2 separate regions of the Mus musculus genome follow, and region 1 is linked to region 2. The links are chromatin loops, found by intact Hi-C in ENCODE. Cell type or tissue: heart. All regions are shown on one strand.

Region 1 (8,000 bases), 850 kb before region 2:
AAAGCACATGTCCTATCATTTCTCAAGAGTCATGAGGAGTGCTTGCTCAGAGGGGCAGTGAACCATCCCACTCTAGAGCCTGGGAGAGCAGAAGCGCTGTGTAGCATCGTGGAGATGAGGCAGGAAATAAGTGATGACTCTGGGTTGTGAACATCAGCATTGTGTCCCAAACCTCATGTCCTTGCTGAGGTTCATCCAGAGAATGGCTCAGTGCATAAGATACTCAAGGAAATACTTTGTTGACTGCTAAGGACAGGGGAAATATTAGACATTTAAAAAATGGGATTCTTTGTGTATCTTTGCATTTTCTATTTGAAGAATGCTGGTGTGTGTGTGTGTGTGTGTGTGTGTGTGTCACATGCACGCGTACCCTTTCCATTTATTTTGAGATGAGCGTCTCTGTTGTACAAAGCTGAAGGACCCAGGATAGCTGGCCTTTGAGCTTCTGGAGAGTGTCCTCCCTCTGAACCTTGTAGGGGAGCACTGAGATTTCAGGTCAGTCCTGGCTGGAAGGTCTGGAGGTGCAAGCTCTGGCTCTCACCAACCTGAGCCATCTCCCCAGTCTCCAAGAGAGGATATTTTCTTTTTCTTTTTTTTTTATTCATTTATTTATTTTATTTTATTGAGTGTATGGTGGAAGAATGAAAATGGGTCAAAAGGGAGGGAGGGAGGTCTTTCCCATGCGGGACGATCCGTGCCTTGGGAAGGAAGGCAGTCAAACGGGTTCGTGTGTAGTCATTTGTGGTGCTTTATCCAAAAGACTTTGGTTCTGGCCTCCCATTTTATTCTCAAAGGGCAGCTTGGGAACCCTCCTCCTCCATGATTGTTCCCCACTGTGGTGCATGCATGGGTTATGAAAAACAGAAGGCAGGAGAGACTGGCTGACCTCCTTATTTGACAAGATGGGCTGGAGAGATGGCTCCATGGTTAAGAGCACCGACTGCTCTTCCAAAGGAACTGAGTTCAAATCCCAGCAACCACATGGTACCCAAGGAGCTGAAGGGGTCTGCAATCCTATAGGAGGAACAACAATATGAACGTTATAACCAGTGCCCCCAGAGCTCCCGTCTCTAGCTGCATATGTAGCAGAAGATGGCCTAGTTGGCCATCATTGGGAGGAGAGGCCCCTGGTCTTGCGAAGATTATATGCCCCAGTACAGGGGAATGAGGATATTTTCAAGAGCTAGAGAAGACAGGAATTTTCTTTTCCTCACACCTTATCATAATCCACAAAAATACCATATTTGGATTTTTGCTTTGCTAAAAATGAATATTATTACATCAGTGCTCATATACTTCTTGTTTAAACTGTTTTGCCTTTAAAAAAAATTTTTGTGACAGAGTCTTGGGGAAACAGCCCATGCTGGCCTCTAACTTTCAATCCTCCTGCTTCAACCTCCTGAGTGTTGGGATAACAAGCACGGACTACCATACTCAGTAGGACTAATTACAAACACCGTACCAATGCCCTTCTCATCATAGCCCTTTACTTCTGGTACAGAGAGCACCAGAAAACCCAAAACAAAACAGACCCCCCTAAAAAAAAATCCCAACAGATCAGTCTGGTGAGGTTACACTTCACTTGCCTGTGCCTTACACGCCTACAGTCCCAGAATTTGGAAGGTGAAAGAAGAGGGGGTGAGGTCCAGAGTATGTGAGACCCTTTTAGAAAAGAAGCAGAAGCAAACAAACACATAAAAACTCCTAATAGATTTCCATGGTGACTCTTGTCTCCGTTCACGCTGACTGTTGAATTAGATGCCCCAGAACAGGACTGAAAAAGAACATGTCCAAGAAGACCCATTCCCCCCTCTCTAGGCAAAGTGCCAACCTTTAGCGAGAGCACACAAGTGGCAGGTGTCCCAGGAGGTATCCTCTGATAAAGTCAAAGTCTGGGAAAGGGCGTGAAGGCAAGCTCTCCCCAATCCACCAAATCTGCACACTGCTCCATTCCAGCGGGAACTAGTAACTCACCCTGAGAGATGTGCCTGCTGTACTGGGTCCAAGGGAAGTTATAGGATAAAGACCTCTGGCAACTGGTAAGTCTGTGTACACTAACACTTTCTAACACGATCACTTCAGAAAGAATGTGAGATGTGTGTGGGAGAGGTGTTAAGGAGAAATGAGAGCACATGGTCCCAGTAGTCCGAGCTTCCTACATGGGCTGAGATGTGGCTTAGTGGGTACTTTCTTCCCTCTTAAGTGTCTGAGAACACAGTAGCACACGTTGTCTGAGATGACACACACACACTAAATAAGGAAAGAAATGGGGAAAATTAAGTTGTACTCTGACCTTATTACAGGAGCTGCAGCATATAAGCCACCGCCCCAACTCCACTTAAAAACCTAGTTTTCTGCATTGCAAGCTGCCTGAGTGAGCAAACATGACTGCCACAGGCAAAGATCTATAGACCGCTGAGCATCTGCTATGTGTTGTCAAAAAAGGACCCTGGATCTGCTGGTTGACTGTGTGAGGAGTAAAGTCTCTCTTTGCACCTGTTTTGTGTGTGTGTGTGTGTGTGTGTGTGTGTGTGTGTGTGTGTGTGTGTGTGTGTAGTACTGTTGCTCTTGGGCCCTGACAGCTGATGTCACAGCTAGGGGCTTTGCATTTCTTACTTGGGAAGCAGATAAGATCATTACTATTTTGCAACGAGGAAATGAAGTTCAGAGAGAAGACAGTTGAGTTTACAGCCACAGGTGACAGTATCCCACCTGGGCAGTCGGATTTCTTCTCTGTGGGAAGGTAAATGAGGGGGGTTGTAGCTCTGCTGTCCAAGACCTACGTAGCATGCACAAAATCCTGTCTTTAATCCTTGGTACCAAAACGATAAGAAACAAACCCAGAACCCTGTCCTCGTCTGCAGCCCACCCACTCCTTCTCTGAAATGATCGTACGACCTCCCAGTATTCATCCGCCAAGAAGAGGCCTGGGAATCAAGTTTCAGGAGCCCCAAACCAAGTACTGATGAGAGTCAAAATGAGAAATCCCGTACAAGAGTCAGTCTAGGGCTTGGGTCTAGGCTCTCCCTCCTGCGGCCGCGTTACTGCAAGAGGACCGGCGGGAGGCGCTGCAGACCGCGCCGCACCCGCCTCCAGCTCAAGCCCTCAGGCCTCCCGGGCACCGGGGCCGCCCAAGAGCGTCGCGGACTCTGGGCGATCGGCTCTTCCGCCAGCCACACCCTACGATCTTCCATTCCACCTCCTCTTGGAGAGGAACAGGGACGCTAAGGAGTTCTTCCGGGCGTGGCAGGGGACCTGGAATACGTTGGTGCGCTCCGGCAGAGCGAGAACTGCCCTCAGCGGGGACTCCAGGCGGAGCCCGATGCTCACTGGGTCGCGCATGCGCCGCTTTCCAGTCCAGTCCCAAGTCTCCTCCGCCAGCTGTAGCGGAGCGGCTCGCACCGCATCCCACCCCACAGGGAACCCTATTTCCGACTTTGAATCCCAAAGTGGATAGGCTGGTTCTGGGCTTGCATTGCAGCCAGCAGAAGCCCAGGCAACTGACACTCCAGTCTCCGGGGTGGGGACCCTGGTCGTCTCTGCTGATTCCCCCAAAGCTAATTGCCTCAGGAGAAGCACGTAGACCATCCAGGTGCTGGGCAGAGAGGAAAGGTGTTTCTGAGAGTTAGCTTATAATAATACATCAGCATGCACGTTGGATTTCCATTTTCGCTTTTTCATAGCTTTCCAATCCCCAAGGACTCTGTAGAAATTCAGGTGTGTGATTGTTATGTGTGTGCCACAGATAGCGATGGAAGAACTGCCCAGAACTTGTTGACATTCATTAAAATACAAGCTAACATCCTCACACGTTTTAGACCTACAGTATTAGGAACAACTCATCATGGCAAAGTTACTCGCCCAACATCTGTTCATTCCAATGGGAGGGTTTCTTTCCTGCCAAGAATTTTATGAATTTTATATAGGAGCTTGGTCCTGTTTGGGGAAGGTAGAGAAAGCCTGCCAAAGCGGCCTGGAAGAACTAAGGGATGATTCGCTTGTGACTTTGAAAAGGCTCTTGACGCTGGGAAAGTCGCCCTTCGGAAGAACACAGAAAAACAAAATCCCAAACAAGTGGCACGTGACCAGAAACAGCAGAGCAAGGTCAAGGCCCAGAGTCTGGCCGACCCACACGATTCTGTTCTAGCTTTGTTCAGAGAGGGTCTAATCCTTTGTGGAGAGAGGGAGGGTATTATGGGCCTGAAACCCAAACAACTCCTATCTGGGGATGCTGCAAGCTCCTTTCATTTCACACAGACCAGATAGGAGTAATCGTTCATCACCCAAACTCCTGTTAATCTCTGCATCTCCAATCCATTGTCTTCTCAATTGGAGTCTGCTGACTGGAAAGTTTATCTCCCGAAACCCATCATCAGGGGTGCTTGGAAGCCATCAGAGGGAAAAGGGCATCCAGTGAGTTAGCCCTTGAAACATTAATGATTACCTCTGGACTCAATGCGGGTTTGTTTATCCAAGCAGATTTCCAATAGGCTTCTCCTTAGCCATTGAAAGAACTATCTACTGTAGAGTAGGTCTGACGTGAGCAACGGGCAGGCTGTCCTTTTCCATCCGAAAGGCCACTGCAGAGTCTTCACACTAAGTGGAATGGGCTGTGCTGTCGTCATTCCGGGATTTCAGATGAAGTATGTCATGGTATTGTCTTCACTGTGTTGTGTGATGGAAGAGAAATAGAAGAAACAATCCTGATATGTTTTAAATAAGTATCAAGAGGAAACCAAGCAGGGTAAAGAGCTAAAGACGAAGCAGCAAAGCTCTTTTAGTACAATCTGGAAAGAGTAACTCCTAGACAGCATTCCTTCTGGAATGTCCTTAGTGTGAACAATCACCTCAACCATGAAGTTTTGAACATTCTCCATAAATATGCAGAGAGACGAGAGAGAGAGAGGGGGGGAGAGAGTGAAGCCATCACTTCATTGCTCAATTGCTTTTCTTCTGTTTCAGTTGTCCAGCCTCATCTAGGTTCTCATGTCTGTCCCCCCCCCCCCGCCCCAGAATGAGAAGAACTGTAATCTCCCATGATTATCACAGGGACTGAATGAGAAAAATGCATAAAATGCTGAGCATGGGAACGCTAGGACGGAAGCCTCCACACATGCTGGCCTGTCTTCATTGCTGATCACTTGAATGGTGTGTAGCTGCTTCTGAGGTTACACTAGGACTATCGTAGCCAATGCCCCACTGTTGGCCAAAGAGAGGACATATGCTTATGAGCCAAAGGAGAAAGATGAAACAGTAGCAAATAAGACTCAACACAGCTGAAAAGAAGCTCAATGGGCCGTGCATTGGTGGTGCACGCCTTTAATCCCAGCACTCGGGAGGCAGAGGCAGGCAGATTTCTGAGTTCGAGGCCAGCCTGGTCTACAGAGTGAGTTCCAGGACAGCCAGGGCTGCACAGAGAAATCCTGTCTCAAAAAAGCCAACACCCCCCCCCCCACACACACACAAAAAAGCTCAATGGAGCTAATAACCCACATCAGCCCAGGTTTTGGAGGACACTGTTTGCCTTCTAAGTTCCTGATGTTGAACACTCCTGCTCTCAAAGGCCTGCCCACTGGTTCACACCCGCCCCCCCCCACCACACCCAGTCTCTGTTAGGATACCTCCGTTAGGACTACTTGGTTTAGATACTTACCCCAAAACCTTTTATTGCAAGCTGAATCCAAGGGTTGGGAGTCTGAGGCTAAAATGGAGTTCTACAGGAGCATAACGTTGAAGAGATGAGAAACCCCTGCTTCCCCATTTGTGAGAAGGAGACTTTGAGCGAGCCAGTCTTTGGAATGCCTTTTAGCCAGTCACTCACAGGCTCCCAGACTTGGATCCCGTGTTCAGCGATGCCTTCCAGGCTGCTGAGATCCGAAATGGCTTCTGAGTCATTGGTTCATGCCTGGCGGCACATGTCCGGTGCTATTTTCAGTTGAGATCCTGGTTAGGGGAAAAGGGATTATCTTTAGATATTGGGAGCATTAGAAGAATGTTGGCAAAGGGTTTTGGAAGATGGGCAAGAAATAGGAGTGTTTCCCATGGCCCTGGCTCAGCATGTGCTTCAGAGTAACCAGCTTCCTCGGATGCTTTTGAGCATTGAAGAGGCTTGATTCTCTCTCTCTCTCTCTCTCTCTCTCTCTCTCTCTCTCTCTCTCTCTCTCTCTCTCTCTCTCTCTGTGTCACACACACACACACACACACACACACACACACACACACACACACACACACACACGCGCGCGCGCGCGAGTCTAGCCATGTGGCAGAGGTCGGCATCAAACCTCTTCTCCTTCCACCTCCAGGGTGCTAGGATCACTTGCGTTTTTCCAGCATACCCAGCCTCCTAAGATGTTTTCTTAAACTCACCTCCAGTGGACCCAGCTATAAATAGAGATGCTGGTTCTTCTTCTCAGCGATGGAAGGCGTGCATAAAATGTTTTGGAACCATGCGGGAATTATCCTCGAAGAAAAGCCATGACTTATTCGTGGTGCTTTAGTCAGGGCTACGGGTTGCTACAGTGCAGGAGCTGGTCATTCTTTCCGAGGCCATTGTTCAAACTGCAAACTGGAGGAATGTGGGGTATTTTTTTAATAGAATGACAGACAGGTAAGATTACTTGTCTCTATTAGAAAAATGGATGGTTAGGCCAGTCCTGCCCATGTATTTCTGCATGCAGAAAATATCACCCTATTTAGATTCAAAATGGCAGGGAGGGAGGAGCTTTCGTTTATCTGAGAAGGAGCGTGTATATTTTTTCCAGTAAGATAGTGGGCTTCCAAGGTAGACACACACGGATTCCTTTTGTACCTGTGCAGTCTTAGAGAAGTCACACTCCTGTAGGGCTTCTGTCTTTGATCTAAAACAGTGGTTCTTAACCTTCCTGATGCTGCGACCCTTTAATACAGTTTCTCATGTCGTGGTGACCTCCAGCCATAAAATTACTATCATTGCTACTTCATAACGGTAATTATGCTACTGTTATGAATCATAATATAAATATCTGTTTGGGATGGTCATTTTGGGGGTCATGACCCACAGGTTGAGAACTGCTGACTTACAGGGCTCTAACACAGTGGCATGGTGGCATGCTCCTGCAACCCCAGAACTTGGTCGGGGGCTGAGTTATAGAGTCAGAAGTTCAAGATCATTCCACACAGAGAGTTCGAAGCTAGCCAGGGCTACATGAGACTTTGTTTTAATATATATATTTTATATGCATGTGTGCGTGTGTGTGTGTGTATGTGTAGCAAGATCTTCATCCTCTAGCAAAGTTCTCAGCATACCAGGGATACTTAATGACTGTGAATCCCACCCCCCCCTTTCCTCTCTATCCACCTCTACCCTATTCAACCAGCACCTCCAAGTTCACATGCCCCAGTGCATTCCTACTGCCACAGAGGAAACACTTCCAAGCTGGGGCTAGTGACAACGCTAAAGGACAGAGAAACAGACTTCAAAAAATAAACAAATAAACCATTCCTTCTAAACTCACAACCTGTAAAATTGTCCTTCCTTGTGAGGTTTCTATTCCAGCTTGTAGGTTGCCCATCTGGGAACAGCGTCAGCGCCAAAAATGTTAGGTAAAAACTGTTTGCCAGAGAATTTGGCTGCTGAACGCTGGGTTGTGATGAGAGCATTGTTATGGCAACTCTAAAATCAGTCTACTCAAGCCTTTATGTATAAAGGAAGACACCGAGCAGAGGTGTCCAAATTCATCCCAGAGCAGTCAGAGCTCTCTTCCTTCTGTTAACTGATCGCATCTCTGCAGAGTTCTCTTGTTAATGGTGTGCCCTGTGTTCTAACTCAGAAAACTGGCGACACCTGTACACCTATCACTATGAGTTCTTTGTCACTTTCTCCTGTATCCTTAGCTTGGTAACTTTGAAGCCCAGATAGAATTCACCCTAAAGCCAACCTCCGGGAGGTCTGGAATCACTGCAAACACTTTTACTAAGTTTTACAGAGTATCTGCTGCAGACTAGGCCGAGAAGCTGAG
Region 2 (8,000 bases):
GATAAAAGAAAAATATAAGATCCTCAGGTAAACCAAAACTAAGATTCCTTTTTTGATAGTATACATGCTGTACAAAAAAATTCTAAAGACAGTCCCTCAGGCAAAAACCTTAAAACATTAAACAATCAAATCATGTGAAGAAATTAGACTCACAGACACAGGAAAGTACCCAAATAAATATACTAAGCAGCTTAAACTTAGTCTCCATCTTTTACATTCTTTTATCCTGTCTTATTTAAGAGACAATTACGTAAAGCAGTAATTATACATTTGTGTTAATGGGTATATTCTTCCTTGTTCGCATACCTCTGACCAAATTCCCTATAAGAAGCAACCTAAGGGAGGAAAGCTTTATTCTGGCTCTCACTTTGGAAAGTCAGCTGTGATGGAGAGAGCGTGGAATGAGGTGAAGAAGTGCAGCAGCTGTTTGCTCAGACCTCAGCAGACCAGGGGCATCCTCTGTCAAATGACCTTCTCAAACTGCCAGACAGGGTAGGAAGCAAGGCCTGACTACAGACCTCAAGACCAACTCTCAAGTATTGCTGGCCTTCACGAATTCATCTTACTGCCAACACTTTCCATGTTTTCAGAAACTTCCTCCCAGAGGCTCCAAAACCCTCCCAAAACAGCATCAACAGCTCAGAAACAAATATTCAAACTCACAAGACTGTGAGGGACATTTTACACTCAAAACCTTACTCTGGGCATTGGGTGTATAAAAAGTTTGTATCACTTTTAATAACAGCACAAAGAAGTGGCGATGAGAATAGGAATTGAGGTTTTACATAGCATTAAAATTTAAGTATTGATCTGTTTTAAATGATGATCCTATTGATTGTAATCCCAAAGCCCAATGCTAAAAAGAACTCTAAATTCTACACATTTATGTATAATTGCATATGTGCACTTACACAACACAGGATCGAGTGATACACTCAGAAATGTTTATTCTACCAAAAATTCAATAACAGTGTAACACAAGAACTATGAAGAAAATGGGTGATCAGAAAACAAATAGATTGCAAAGGTAAGTCCTAACTTACCAATTATATCACATAGAAATGAACTAACTACACCAACTAAAGGTTAGAAACTGTGAGGACCAGTTTTTCACGATCTGACCACATAGTGTCTACAAGAAACACATTTCTATAGGTTCAAAGTATTTTTAAATAATTTGAAAAAAACAGACATATAGTATGTAAATACTAGCAAAAATCTAGGTTGGCTTTGCTAATAACAAAATAGACAGTCAAAATTATTAATAGAAACAAAAAGATGTTATATAATGTAAGTATTATACCATATAAGTAACTGATGTTATATAACATAAGTATCAGTCCATCAGTGTTCCATTAGTCAGGTACAGTAACTATAAACATACGTACTTATAATGATAAGGCTGAAAATAAAGCAAACAAAAGCTTACAGAGCTAAAGAGCAACTCAGTGTAACTGGTAAGTTTCACCATCACCTTTCCAGTGATGCAGAAACTGGGGCAGAAGAAGGATGTAGAAATGTAGAACTTTATAGACACCACCTATATCTACGGGCCTGAGCGACTATTCCTCCCCAAAGCATCAGAGTCATGTTGTTCAGGCTGAAAACATGGCTCAGGAGACCACAGCACTTGCTACTCTTGCAGATGACCCCTGTTTGTTTCCTAGCACCTACATGGTAGCTCCCAACTGTCTGGAACATCAATTCCAAGGGATCCAATGCAGTCTGCTTAATGCACACATGCATATATACATACACACATAATTAAAAATAAATAAATCTGTTTAAAAAATAAATATTTTCCTCCAAAACTTAAAAAATTCTCAGAAAGGACTATATTTCTAACCATAAAACAAGTACATAAAGACATTTAAAAGGGCTAAAATCATCCAAAGTATGTTTTCTGAATTCATCAGAATAATCTCAGAAATGGGTAAGAGGAAAAATCAGAAATGTGAGGAAATTAAACAAAATATCAGAGGGTTAAAAAGAAATGAAAGGATACACCTAGAAAATACTTTAAGATGAAAGATATTCACCATATCAAAGCTTATGCAACAGAACTTAGGCCTTGCTTAGAGGGAAAGTCACAGATGAAGTCACCTATACTGGAGGTTCCTTCCGAGGGATAGAGAAAAACGTGAGCAAGAAGCGTTGAGCAGAAACAAATGCAAAAGAAAATATAAAATTAGAAAACAAATTAATGGGATTAAAGTTGTTTTGCTGTAAAGCTAACAACATTGACAAACCTTTAACTGGACGGACCAATAGAAAAGAGCGTCGCCCTGTCCCGGTGGCCATCTGTTACTGATCCAAGTCAGGAAGAAAATCATCTTTGCTTATAATATCCATCAGACCTAAGACACATCGGATGCAACTTCTCCTTCTGTGGGGCACTATGGAAATGCATATGCTTTCTTCTAATAGTATTCAAGAATAATCACGTTGCATACTAGTGTACATAGTCTTGTCACCAAAGTAGTGGGTGTCTATGGATCATCTGGTGCCTTTACAAAGGGTAAATTTGTAAGGAAAACACAGCTGTGTCATAGAGATGGCTATGTTGTGTGGAAGAAACTTTTAGTAATGATTTATATCTTTTCCCTCACACTGTGGTTAATATGAAGTCGTTAATTAAATTGTAAAGCCAAGTCAGTTGATAGGCGGAGGTAGGTTAACAGCACAAGTGACTGAGGAGTGGGAAAGCACAGATTGATAAGGTCTTTATCTTCTCTTTTGAGAGAATCCTTTAGAATGTGCAGCATAGAGGGAAGAGAAGTGCTGGGTAAATATATCAGGCTTGTATTCCTAGGAACTGGTTATGTCCCAACACTATGTAAGGACTAAATCTGGCTTTTAGTATCTATATAAGAGTATTCAGGAAATAATTCACATATTCAGGGCTCATAAGTCAAAGTATTAGACAAAGAGTAATGGCAGGATAAGGGCAAGGAATATAGAGCGGCTTTAACAGAGGACGATCACTTCTCTACGGAAGTGAGACATGTGGCAGAGTGCAAAGCTGAGAGGGTCTTTACTTAACGCACAGTCCTCCTGCTGCGTAGTGAGGCTTCAAGTTCAGCGTGCTCTCTGTCCTGCTAAGTGGCTCCTTCCAATACCACAGATAAAGGCTAGAAGAAAGAGCAAAGTCAACTGCTATATCCCAGTTTGAACTTGATGACTTCTGGCCCTGAGAAATGTTTCCCTCCAAAGATCTTCGAGTTTCCGAGCTGGCACTAGCCAAACGCAGAGTTATGTCTAGTGCCACCTAGTGAAATGAATGAATACTTAGCTTTTACAAACCAGAACTAAGAAAAGGCTAAAAGCATAAATCAATAAACATAAAAGAAGGGAAAAATATAACTGGAGCGAGGGAATGCCTCACCCATTATTTCAGTAATGGGATCTATGGTTCAGCTAATGGAAGGGATCTTTATATTTAAACAGTTCTTCATGAAATTACTATCCCAAAGTCTTGGTTGGCTTTTAGGAGAGAAAGACATCTGAGTTAGAAGAACTAAGTGTTAGTTTTGAAGGTGGGAGTTGGAGCCCACTAATGGAGAAGAGGGGAATGTGAAATTGTGTATTCTTTTTTGCCCAGTCCCATTCAAGGGTACTGAGCTGAGCATGTTCACTTCTGTCAATTTCTTACTTGGTAATTTTGTATTGTTCACTCGTAACTGACAGCATTAGAATATGTTGACCCTCGATATCAACAATACACTCTGTGTCAACTTCTGGATCTCACATTCATATGCATGCACTCGCACATACACACATACAACACAAATACAAATATAGATATATAGATTACACACACACACACACACACATACACACACAAGCATGATTGCCAGTACATACACAAAGATAGCAAATGACTCAACCTCACTTTCAAAGCAGTTCAAGGTACTCTGTCTTTGAACAAGCAATTGAAAATACCTGCAGAACCTTGAGAAGATAGATGCCAGGGGTCAAGTTTGAGGCAGAGCTGCTACTGACCAGGCTGGCTGCAGAAAAGGGACCTGAGGACATCAGAGTCAAGCTGGCTTGACCCTCACAGTGGGGAGGGGGTTGAGCAGGGGAGACTCTGGGCTGTCTCCTGCTCAAAGTTAAAATGATGCTGGTAGCATATTCTTTAGCTGTTGGAATAATTTTCTCATCACTTCTCACATTCCTTGCTATCGCTCCCTTATGGATGAGGCCTGTAACCTTATTTCAAAGCTCCCATTCTCTCTGAGACAACTCTAAGACCTCAGAATGTGTTGTAACAGACACTGGATGAGATTATTCCCATGAGTCCAAACCGATGTTTCAAAGAGTAAACTGGCTGACCACCTGCTTTATTTGCTGTTTCCTCATCCCTAAGGAATGAGCCTCCCCTCTGGCTACCTGACCTACAAGGTTGGATGAAGGGAGCCAAAAAGCTATTTCTCTATACTGATGCCCCAGGAGCTAACTCCAGCTGGATTCGTAACCTGCAAATTGTACATTGGTGATGCCTATGTACTCAAGCCAGAAGGATCTGATGTAGCTGAATGCCACGCCTGAATGAGAACTTGCCATCTCATCCTGAAAACTGGCAAGCTGGGTATGTAAACGCAGAGATGAGTTATCCATCCCACTTTTGAAATACTCTCATTCTGTAGCAACTATGGCTAGAAAAGTACAATTGTTATCAAGAGATAAGACTAGAGGAGAACTATTTATTAATTCTAAAGAGGTATTCACAGCTGGGCTGGGGAGATAGCTCAGCTAATAACGTGCTTGCATTCTAAGTAGGAGGAGCTCAGCTCAATATCTTGGATCCATATTAAAAATACAGTCATGCATATGACTCCCACTTGTAATCTCAGCTCTCAAAGGGTAAAGATAGGAGGATACCTGAAGCTTACTGGTCTCCTTGGTAAGTTCCAGGACAGTGATTGACAGCTCTCTGGAGAGAAGAGCCTGAGAAATGACAGCTCAGGCTGTTGTCTTGCCTCCACACACATGCACACATATGCATGTATAGGCACGTGTAAAAGGGCACAGAGAGGTGGGAAGTAATGTCCTTGAAAGATGACTGATTCCAAGTGTCCCATGTTCATATAGATAAAAGAGTGTGTCACTAGGGATCCTTTGCAAGGCAGAAGACACACACCGATGAGCCAATGAAAACCGTAAACACGCAGAGCTTAGGTACAGTTTGCATCCGTGGTCAGCAGTCAACGCTGGAAAGTATCATTTGAAATTAAAATTTGTGACATCTGGGGAGCCAAACAAACAGGACAAAGAACAAACCGTGTCAGCATTCCTGCCTAGCAACCATCAGCAGAGCCAAGAGTGGCTATTCCCCAGCTGGACACATACACTGTGGTTTATCATCATCCTCGCTCTCCATGCTGTAACTCCATGCCCATTTGATCCCCTTGCTGGCGATGTTTACGTCTGGACTCCTATGTAAAAGTGACACTGGCCCGGGGAAAGTCCCTAGACACAACAGACTGAAAGTCACTCAGGCCCCAGGGCTCCCTTGGCCCTGGCTCTGCTCTAAGAGATGGAGATGTCTCTTGCAGTCAAGAGCACACTCAACTCACTTATACACTGAAAAACTGAGCTGCCTTGGAGGTGAGACAGGAGTCTGTGGTCGAGGACATTTATTTCTGAACTTAACGACGTGGGCAGCCACAAGTCTGCCCACAGTATCAATTTTTCATAAAGAAAGGAGAAAATCTATTGAGTCAAATGTTCCAAGAGTGCCTGGTCGAGCGCAGTGTATTTATAGCTTGAATATACAGACATGAATGCCCCGTTCAGTGGAGAGAAGTAATAAGAGATACTATTCTTGAACACATGTTGTGTGTTCTCTTTCCATTCTTGTCATCACTCAGAATGGTCTTATACTGACAAATGAGGAATTCAAGGCTCAGAGAGGTAAATCAACAGAGGGCAAGTCACACAGCTTGTTGCTTAACAGAACTAGTATTCAGGGGCTGGGAAGATAATTCCATTGCTAAAGGACTTACAACACAAGGCTAGGGACTTGAGAACATATCCAGTGTCCACTTCTGACCTACACACATGCACACACACACACACATGCATACATATTCATGCTCACAGACATGCACAAACACACACATATGGACACTCGCACACATGCTCACATATACACATGCATGCACAAACACACATACATACACATGCTCACAGACATGCACAAACACATACATACACATGTACACTCGCACACATGCTCACATGCACATACACACACATGCACATGTACACTCGCACACATGCTCACACGCACACACACACACACACACACACACACTTGTTCAGTTCCCTATCTAACTGCAAACCCATGCTTCCCAGAGAATGCTGTGCAGGGATTTTGTAATAAATCCTTCAGTACAATTTTTTAAAGATTATTTCCCTTGAGTCCCATCACAAGCTTATGAGCTGGAGGACTCGTTGACATACCTTACAGATGAAAATTCACAGCATGAAAAGTGTAAGTCATAGTTTAATAATCAGCAACTAAGCACTAGTGTTCTGCTTCCCACACTTATAATTCAATCTCCACCCCTCTCCATCAGACAAAAAGCCTACTTGGAGCTGAGACTGTGTCTTTCACTTTGGTTGCTTTAATGTTAAGGAACTCCAGTGTCTTCATATTACAGAGGAGATGTGCATTCATTTTAAAGACAGGTTTCTTTATTTGAAAATAGGACTACTACAAGAATCAGAAAAATGTTTTAGATACTCATTAAAATACCCAGGCTCCTTTTAAGGTTCCCAGTAAACGTGCTCTATAACTGAACTCTCGCTGTAATTACAGAGACAGACTTAGTCTTTTGTGGCAAAGGCAGTTGACAAGGAAAAATAGATCTGAATAAAATACTTTTTTTGTTTTTCAAAATAGCACAACCTAGTTTAGGATCAATGGTGGCTGCCAAAGTAGAGCCGCAAACTGGAATTTTAAAAATGATTTTAATGGTAGGGGAGAGAGCTGTGGTTTCAACAGATTGAATTTTGGGGTCCGAGAATGTAGCTTATTTATCTGCATTTGGTTTTACAGGACAAAAATGTCCACAAGTTGGGTTTTTTAAGGCAAACACGAACTGTACCGAAATGGAATCCATCATTAGAATACTGTGAGGAAACATAGTCGGTCTGAAGTCAGTCAGAAGATGAGAGCATCTTAGGATTTCCCTTACAGTGCTTCCACTGAACTCATGAATTCCCCCAAGACGGAAACGGTTGATTCCACTGTCAGCAGCTCACACTGCTTTCCTCTCTCATGGTAAGAACCCACATCAGATACCTGCTAGTCCATATCAAATTTATTCTATTAAAGGAACAGATTTTGATATGAAGTTAGGGCTCGGAAATCACTTCCAGGGGAAACACATGATGGGAGTGGAATGCAAAGCTTTAGAGGATGTGGGGACCAGTCCCAATCTGAACGGAACATCTACAGGGTCCAGAGAGGCAGACAGACGAGCAGATGGCAATGCCAGAGCCAAGGCAGGAATCAGCAGCCTCCCCCAGGGACTAGAAACGATAGTGAGAACAGGATGAAATTCTAATTGAAAATATTCTTACAAGGTTGTTCACAGAAAGAAAAAAAACAGTTGGTAGCATTGATTCACTGAGCAATGGAAGGTTCTAGAGTGTTGGGAAAGTACCTCTTTTCATTTCCATTGATTGATTGACTGATTGATTGATTGCTAGGGTGGTTTGAGGGATTGAATCTAGGGCATCATTTCTGCTAGCTAAGCACTGTAGAGCTGAGCTATATCCCCAGCTATTGTTTTGCTACTTTGATACAGCATCTCACTAAGCTGTACAGAGTGGCCTTGAACCTACTCTGCAGTGCAGGTAGGCTTTGAGATGACTGTCTTTCTGCCTCAGCATCCTCTGTAGCTGAAATTACAGGCCTGAGTCACCAAACACCACTATTACCTCATAACACCCATCTAACCTCCTCTTTGTGTCCTGGAAGCTGACAT

The links. Hi-C counts contacts between places; a loop is a spot of excess contacts. Peaks named below come from ENCODE experiments on the same cell type or tissue, not always from the same donor. Only the 100,000 strongest peaks of a DNase experiment are listed, where the experiment ranks them.
Region 1: it touches region 2 in a loop (5-fold over the local background); 15 of 42 quality-filtered maps call a loop at or near these places.

What each region holds. Positions count from the first base shown.
Region 1 is chr4:55,511,775-55,519,774 of GRCm38, forward strand. No RefSeq gene overlaps it. Among named protein-coding and RNA genes, the nearest start is that of Klf4, 17 kb to the right of the region's middle. In heart, no CTCF peak of the experiment used is centred here; a DNase peak (open chromatin) is centred at 3,237; H3K4me3 peaks cover 1,123 bases; H3K27ac peaks cover 652 bases; H3K27me3 peaks cover 1,355 bases.
Region 2 is chr4:56,359,063-56,367,062 of GRCm38, forward strand. No RefSeq gene overlaps it. Among named protein-coding and RNA genes, the nearest start is that of Gm42291, 47 kb to the left of the region's middle. In heart, a CTCF peak has its summit at 3,282 (motif pointing left); no DNase peak of the experiment used is centred here; H3K27me3 peaks cover 236 bases.